Regions from separate parts of the Homo sapiens genome. Here region 1 is linked to region 2. A link is an interaction called in ENCODE POLR2A ChIA-PET data of the cell type or tissue named here. Cell type or tissue: Caco-2. All regions are shown on one strand.

Region 1 (4,000 bases), 130 kb after region 2:
TCAGTCTTACCAACCTTAAGGTTGGATTCATTTTTCCTTTCATTTTAGGGATGAGGAAACTGGGAGTAGCAGAGAGGGAAACTGAACTCAAACTGGAGTGTGACACCAGGTTGGCTGCCTTCCTATCTCTGGGGAAGTGAACAGGGACTTTTCTTGGGTACAAGTGAGAGAACTGAGGCAGAGGCCAGCCCCTGATGATGACAGCCCCTGGGTGACCTTTGATTCCCATCTGACCCTCTTTCTGTTTCTGTCACTCCACTGGAAGCTACTGTCCCCCATAGTCTTTTTCTGTGTCACATGACTATAACAACCTCCCATGTGTTGAAAGCTAAGGGCAGGAAACACGTCTGTTATGAGGGAAAGTGCTTCTCCTGGGACTTTGAAGATTTTTTTCCTACAAGGAAGCCTGTCTGCAGCCTTCACAAGCACTCGCCTAGGCTGGAAAGTTCTGTTAACTGATTTACAACAAGCTGTGAATATTAGTCAGTAATCCTGACCGCGGGTAGCTGGTTATGATGACATGCGCGGAATCAGGACGTGTCTTCTTACTGTTCTGGTATAGAAAAAAAGTTGATGAAAGGTGAACATCGAAAGCATGCTCGAGGAGCAGGGATTACTGTTTTCCCCCTCAGCATTAAAGTCAATTTGAAAATCTGTTCTAAGATGATTTACCCAAAGATACATTATAAATTAATCTTTTAATGTCTGGAGGAAAACTTTGCTTCAGTGGGATGTTATGTCTCCTGTTCTCTTAGAAACAGATCAATATTTACCTAGTGATTCATTTTTTGTTCTCATGAAGTGTTTACTTTTAGTGAAACAAGCAGACGCCCAGTTCGGAATTATGACAAAAATCTAGATAGTCATACAAATCTTTTTTTTTCAATAAAAACTTTGATGCATATTCATTTTTTTAAATGGAAAAGGTAGAGCACACAAAAATTATCTATAAATGTTATAGCTCTTTCTTTTTTCTTTTTTGAGACAGAGTCTCACTCTGTTGCCTAGGCTGGAGTACAGTGGCGCAATCTCAAATCTCGGTTCACTGCAACTTCTGCCTCACGGGTTCAAGTGATTCTCCTACCTCAGCCTCCTGAGTAGCTGGGATTACAGGCGCATGCCACCACACCCAGCTAATTTTTGTATTTTTAATAGAGATGGGGTTTCACCCTGTTGGTCAGGCTGGTCTTGAACTGTTGACCTCGTGATCCGCCCGCCTCGGCCTTCCAAAGTGCTGCGATTACAGGCGTGAGCCACCACACTGGCCCTATAGCTCTTTTGGAATTTGTCTAACAGGTTTTTCAGTTTTTAGCAGAAAACCTCCCACGTGAAAAAAAAAATTATAATTCTACCCAGAGATAATGCACTATTAATATGTGGGCAATCATCCCTGTGGTTTTCCTTCTCCTTATACTTGCCCCCACAAAATCACGGTGATAGATATTGTTTAGTAACCTGCTTTCACCAAACCATGATGAACGTTGCCATGAACATTCACCCATGCTGCTACCTGTCTACTCACGTTTGACTTTTTTATAGCTTCAGAATTCTGTCATTCATTCAAATTTCCTGATGGCTGCTGGCAACAGTTGGGCAGAGAAAGAGCTTTGAATTGAAATTTGAACTAGGATGCAAACCTAGGTCTTCTACCTCTAAACTGGCCACAGAACCCTGGATAAAATGATAGCCCCTCTGGTCCTTGGTTTCCTTCTATGTAAAATGAAATAGGTGTGTCTCCCATGGTGCCCTTCAGCACGGACATCTTCTGATTCTGGTACCCTTGCTTTGTTAGCAAACATCAGAGTGGTCTTTTTAGGGGAAGGACCCTGGGAGAGGGTCCCTGACTGCAGGGTAAAGAGACTGGTTTTCTTGTGTGCTTGTCTTCTTCTAACTATTCCCAGCCCCCGTACTCCTGGACAGGCTGGCACTGTCTCCCTTTGGCTTTTTTTTTTTTAAGTACTTTTTAAAGCTATCATTTACATACAGTAAAATATACAAATCTTAAGTATATAGCTCAGGGGCTTTGTGTATGTATTCAGCTGTGTAACTACCAGTCCCTTGGGTGTTTACAAAAGTGTACTATGACCTCCCTGCCTCTGACCTACCCATCTGTCATAATACTACTCGAGTTGGCTTCCTCAAGCAGGCCAGCAGCCGAGGCATGAACCTACCTGTCCAGCCTCATTACTCACAGCATTCTCTCATTGCCTGTGAAGTACCTGACCTTTGGGCTGTTGTTTCCCCACTATCCCAGATCCCCTCTTTTTTCTCAGCACCAAAATGCCTCTTATCCTATAAGAAAACTTAAATAGCATCAATTCTGCTTTTAAGAGACAGAGTCTCACTCTGTTGCCCAGGCTGGAGTGCAGTAGTGCAATCGTAACTCACCGTAACCTCAAACTCCTGAGCTCAAGCTATCCTCCTGCCTGTCTCCCAAGTAGCTGGGACTACAGGTGGGCACCACAACACCCAGCTAATTTTTAAAATTTTTTTTATAGAGACAGAGCCCCATTATGTTGCCCAGTCTGGTCTCAAACTCCTGGCCTTAAGCCATCCTTCCACCTTGGCCTCCCAAAGCGCTGGGATTTCAGGTGGGAGCCCCTGTGCCCTGCCTTAAATAGCATCAGTTCTGAGATACTATTCTCTAACTTGCCGCCCTACTCCTCTTTAGCCAGAATGAGCCCTTCTTCCATCTTCCTACCATGTTTCCCCAACATATAACTTCTGTGTCCGTTTAAAATGTTCCATCTTGTTTTATGAGAATTTGTGTCTCTTTTCTTTATCACTGGAATATACACCCCAAATCAAGAGCCGCATACCTGGGGAGACAGAACAGGATTCCTGGTGGTTCCAAATCTCAAGTACAATGCCATTCTGTATCTTGTTTTCCATAAACAGGTGTAAGTGAACGATGTTCTCATTTTGGCAGACGCCATGTGTGCCTGCCCAGGAGAAACAAACTGCACTGTATCCGGCTTGTTCAATGGTGCTCTAGGGAATCAGGTGTACCTTCAGCTCTGACAGAGCTTTGTTGATCTGGGAAGGCTCTACCCTGTTTCTGGAAGAAGATGGATTGCTTATGGTCTTAAATTAAGGCAGGACAACCCCAGGCATATGCATAATGGCAGTTCACAGCCTCCACCCTTCCCTCTGGGCCTGGCTGAAGTTTTCATCACCAGGTCCCGGTTGGGAAGTAGAGACAGGCAGCAGGTGCCCTGTCTCTGGAAGCCTGCTATTAAAATGTACATACTGCCCTGTGGGAAGCCAGGCTGCTGCTTTTTCACTCGTTAGCAAGCTTGCCAGTATGGGCTGTCTTATAGCTAAAGATGAAGGCATTTAGGAGGAGTGTGATGGAGGACTTGGCTAATAGGCCGAAAAACAGAGAGTTGAGTTGTCTTCACTGGATCCAAGAGACATCTAGAAGCCCCTGCAGAGTCCAGAGAAGGGAGGCAGTATGATGAAAACCACAGCCACATGTATGTGGGTACTTTCTTCCCCAGAGATGCAAAGGTAATCGCTTTCTTCTGCAACCAGCTGCCACCTGTATTAAAAAGAACTGGACATTATTGTTCTCTGTGGATTTGAGAGACACCTGAAACTTAGGGGTGAGGGGCATACCCACTAACACCAAGCCAAAAATTACAGTTGGCTCTCCTATGCCATGGTGCCCTCTCTGGACGTGTCCGCCTGGAAGCTGCTTCAGGTAGTCATAAGAGAATGGGAGGAGCCCTGTGGCCCTTCCATAGACCATAATGGATTCATCTCCGGTGGTTTTCCCTTTTTCTCTTCACTCACCGGAGTACAAGCTCCAAACGGAAATCCAATTGGAATGCTGTTCTCATCATAATGTGTCCAAACCTTTAGTTTCCTGCCAATTAGTCATCCATCAGCCTTGGTTAGTGAGCATTTGAGGATCTACTTCTCTGAGACTCATCGTGGGGAGGCATTTGTAAAAGATCAGTTTTTCAAGCTTTTTAATTACGGAAGTTTTCTAGAGGCA
Region 2 (4,000 bases):
AAAAAAAAGTGAAATTAGCCAGGTGTAGTGGTGCTAGCTAGTGATCCTAGCTACTCCGGGGGCTGAGGTGGATGGCCTGAGCCCAGGAGGTCGAAGCTGCAGTGAGTCTATATCGCACCACTGCACTCCAGCCTGGGCAACACACCAAGACCCTGCCTCTCACAAAACAGAAAGAATATGGGAGAGGAGGGATTTGGGAGTCAACCTCATGTCCAAATCCAATCCCACCACCAATTCACCGGTGAGAGGTGAAGTCAGCTGGACTTCCTGAGTCAAGTGGGGACTTGGAGAACTTTTCTGTAACTAGCTACAGGTTTGTAAAATGGACCAATCAGCAGGACATGGGCAGGGACAAATAAGTGAATAAAAACTGCCCCCACCCCCACACCCCCCTACACCACCAGCCTGCAGCAGGCAACCCACTTGGGTCTCCTTCCATGCTGTGGAAGCTTTGTTCTTTTGCTCTTTAGGTTCGTGCCAACTTTAAGCTGTAACACTCAGGGCGAAGGTCCGCAGCTTCATTCTTGAAGTCAGCGTAGACCACGAACCCACCGGAAGGAACCATATTCCGGACACACCAGGACCCTGGGTAAGTTGTTCAGTCTCTGCATAAGTGAGAATAATACCTCTCACCTGAAGGGACTGTGCTGAGGACAACATAAAATTAGGTAGCTCTAAGACACTAGCTCCATGTCCTAGGCAAAGTAAATGCTCAGTGAATAGTGATCATTGCTACAGACTATGTAGCAATGTGTGCTATGGGCCAAGAGTGTGAGTTGCCTGGGCTTGAATCTCAGCTCCTGCTGCTTTCTTTCTGTGTGATCTGGGATAAGTTACTGACTCTGTCTGTGCTCCAGTGTTTTCATCATAGTACCTACCACATAGTGTTTGTTCTAAATACACGAACTCTTTTAATTTTAACATTCAGAACAGTCCATGACAGATTAGTGAGGGCTCAATAAAGGTGGGCTTTGCCCCTGATAACACAACCTGTTGAATTCTATTTGATTTGGCATATATATATATTTTGAGACGGAGTCTCGCTCTGTCGCCCAGGGTGGAGTGCAATGGCACGATCTCAGCTCACTGCAACCTCCGCCTCCCGGGTTCAAGCGATTCTCCTGCTTCAGCCTTCCGAGTAGCTGGGATTACAGGTGTGCACCACCAGGCCCAGCTAATTTTTGTATTTTTAGTAGAGACAGGGTTTCACCATGTTGGCTAGGTTGGTCTTGAACTCGACCTCGTGATCTGCCTGCCTCGGCCTCCCATAGTGCTGGGATTAACAGTCGTGAGCCACAGTGCCCAGCCTAATTTGGCATTTTACAAATTCCATTCACATCTATAAGTATCCTCCTTCTGAAGTGGAATCCCAGAGTCTGAAGTTTAACTCAGACCAAGTTTACAGCACCGAGCTGGGTGCAGTGGCTCACACCAGTAATCCCAGCATTTTAGGAGGCTGAGGTGGGAGGATCACTTGAGTTCAGGAGTTAAAGACCAGCCTGGCCAACATGGCAAAATCTCATCTCTACTAAAAATATAAACATTACCCGGGCAAGGTGGTGCACACCTGTAGTCCCAGCTACTGGGGAGGTTGAGGCAGGAGGATCCCTTGAGGCTGCAGTGAGCCGTGATCATGCCTCTGCAGTCATCTGCTTGATAGAGCGAGACCCTGTCTCAAAAAAATAAAGTCTCAGGAGTCTCGTTTCCAGAAGAAATGTCAGATCTGTGGGCCCAACAGTTACGTGTTCTGTTTGGCTCGCTTGTGGATCTTACATTGTTCACAGGACATCTAAAGAAGCTTTTAGGCTGACATTACCTTGAAAAGCTGGAGATACAAACCAGGAGAGGCTTCAAGGTGTCCCTCCCCACTGACTAGTGAACAAAAGGAATCCCAGATCTTGAAGACCTTTACACTGCTGTGGAGGCTTCCCTGCCTGAGCCCTATCAGCTGGAAACCCTGGAGTGGAATGTACAGGAGCTCGAGGATTCATGGATGAATCTATCCCATTACCCAATACTCACTGGGTGCTGAGCACTGGGGATGGCAGAATGCAGTGTATGCAGCTTTCCCTAAGTGACTTTGGACTGCACACTTAACATACATAGGTTTTCTTTTTATGAAGTGTATAAACCAAAAATAAAATTCTAAGCGCCCCCCACCCCCCACCCCGCCAACCCTCTGAATGGACTTTCTCCTTGGCCAGGGCGCTCTTAAATTTTTCTTTTTTTTTTTTTTTTGCTGAGATGGAGTCTTGCTCTGTCGCCCAGGCTGGAGTGCAGCGGCATGATCTCGGCTGACTGCAACCTCCGCCTCCCAGGTTCAAGTGATTCTCCTGCCTCAACCTCCCAAGTAGCTGGGACTACAGGCACGTGCCACCATGCCCGGCTAATTTTTTTTTTTTTTTTTTTTAGTAGAGATGTGGTTTCACTGTGTTAGCAGGATGGTCTCGATCTCTTGAACTCGTGATCTGTCCATCTCAGCCTCCCAAAGTGCTGGGATTACAGGCGTGAGCCACTGCACCCGGCCTTTTTCTTTTTTTTCCTTTAAGTTCTGGGATATATTTACAGAATGTGCAGGGTTGTTACATAGGTATACATGTGCCATGTTGCTTTGCTGCACCTATCAGTCCATCATCTAGGTTTTAAGCCCCGCATACATTAGCTATTTGTCCTAATGCCCTCCCTCTCCCTTCCCTTGCCCCCGACCCCCTGACGGGCCCTGGTGTGTGATATTCCCCTCCCTGTGTCCATGTGTTCTCATTGTTCAACTCCTGCTTAGGAGCGAGAACATGCAGTGTTTGGTTTTCTGTTCCTGTGTTAGTTTGCTGAGAATGATGGTTTCCAGCTTCATCAATGTCTCTGCAAAGGACATGAACTCATTCATTTTTTATGGCTGCATAGTATTCGATGGTGTATATGTGCCACATTTTGTTTATCCAGTCTATCATTGATGGGCATTCAGATTGGTTCCAAGTCTTTGCTATTGTAAATAGTGCTGCAATAAACATACGTGTTGGTGGGAGTGTAAATCAGTTCAACCATTGTGGAAGATAGTGTGGCAATTCCTCAAGGATCTAGAACCAGAAATACCATTTGACCCAGCCATCCCTATACTGGGTATATACCCAAAGGATTCTAAATCGCTCTTAAAATTTAACATGAGAGATGGGTCAGGCCATGATGGGAAGTAGGGATCGGACATGCCTCATTATACCTCTCCAATATTAACAGCAACACAGACCTTTAAGTCTAATAAGAAGCATTTACAACCTATTCTTTCTGAAGCCTGCTACCTGGAGGCTTCTTCTGCAAGTAAGAATTTGGTCTCTACCATCCTTTATCTTAACCCAGACATTTCCTTTCTATTGATCCTGATGGATTTTTAGATAAAAACCGATTGTCAACCAGAAAATTTTAAAATCTATCGATAGCCCGGAAGCCCCCACTTCCACCTTTCTGAACCAAACTAATGTATTTCTTAAATGTATTTGATTGAAGTCTCATGTCTCCCTGAAATGTATAAAACCAAGCTGCATCCCGACCGCCTTGGACATATGTTCTCAGGGCTTCCTGAGGGCTGTGTCCTGGGCCATGGTCACTCATATTTGGCTCAGAATAAATCTCTTCAAATATTTTACAGAGTTTGACTCTTTTCATCTACAGGTGTGTTGGGGCCCACAATACCATACTCCAAGATGAAAGTCTCAGAAGCAGCTCCAGAAATAAGTTTTTCTATGACCTTCTGCCCTTTTGTCTCTGGCCCCTTGTTCCCCCACAGGCTAGCCATAGAAACTAGAACCTTTCCCCAAGGCGAGCCATAGGAATCAGAGCCCCTTTTCCCCACAGCCAGCCATAAAACCCCAAAATATTGCTCTAATCCCACCCCCTTTCTGTGTAAAAACTGGTCATAAAGAAATTAACCTACCTTGTTTGACTGTGGGTCATAAGATCCCCATTCCGGAGAGAGTCCTGCCCCACACCCAGAAAAAAAGGGACTGCT

The links. ChIA-PET counts read pairs that join two places held together with the same protein. Peaks named below come from ENCODE experiments on the same cell type or tissue, not always from the same donor. Only the 100,000 strongest peaks of a DNase experiment are listed, where the experiment ranks them.
Region 1: POLR2A ChIA-PET joins it to region 2 with 5 read pairs; 4 of 35 experiments call an interaction of 5 or more read pairs at or near these places.

Annotation. Positions count from the first base shown.
Region 1 is chr15:89,119,517-89,123,516 of GRCh38, forward strand. All of the region lies in intron 3 of ABHD2 (abhydrolase domain containing 2, acylglycerol lipase), which reads left to right. It also overlaps the pseudogene RNU7-195P. Among named protein-coding and RNA genes, the nearest start is that of ABHD2, 33 kb to the left of the region's middle. In Caco-2, no CTCF peak of the experiment used is centred here; a DNase peak (open chromatin) is centred at 2,135.
Region 2 is chr15:88,993,709-88,997,708 of GRCh38, forward strand. No RefSeq gene overlaps it. Among named protein-coding and RNA genes, the nearest start is that of CARMAL, 45 kb to the right of the region's middle. RefSeq lists an enhancer at 1-360. In Caco-2, no CTCF peak of the experiment used is centred here; a DNase peak (open chromatin) is centred at 1,953; H3K4me3 peaks cover 1,254 bases.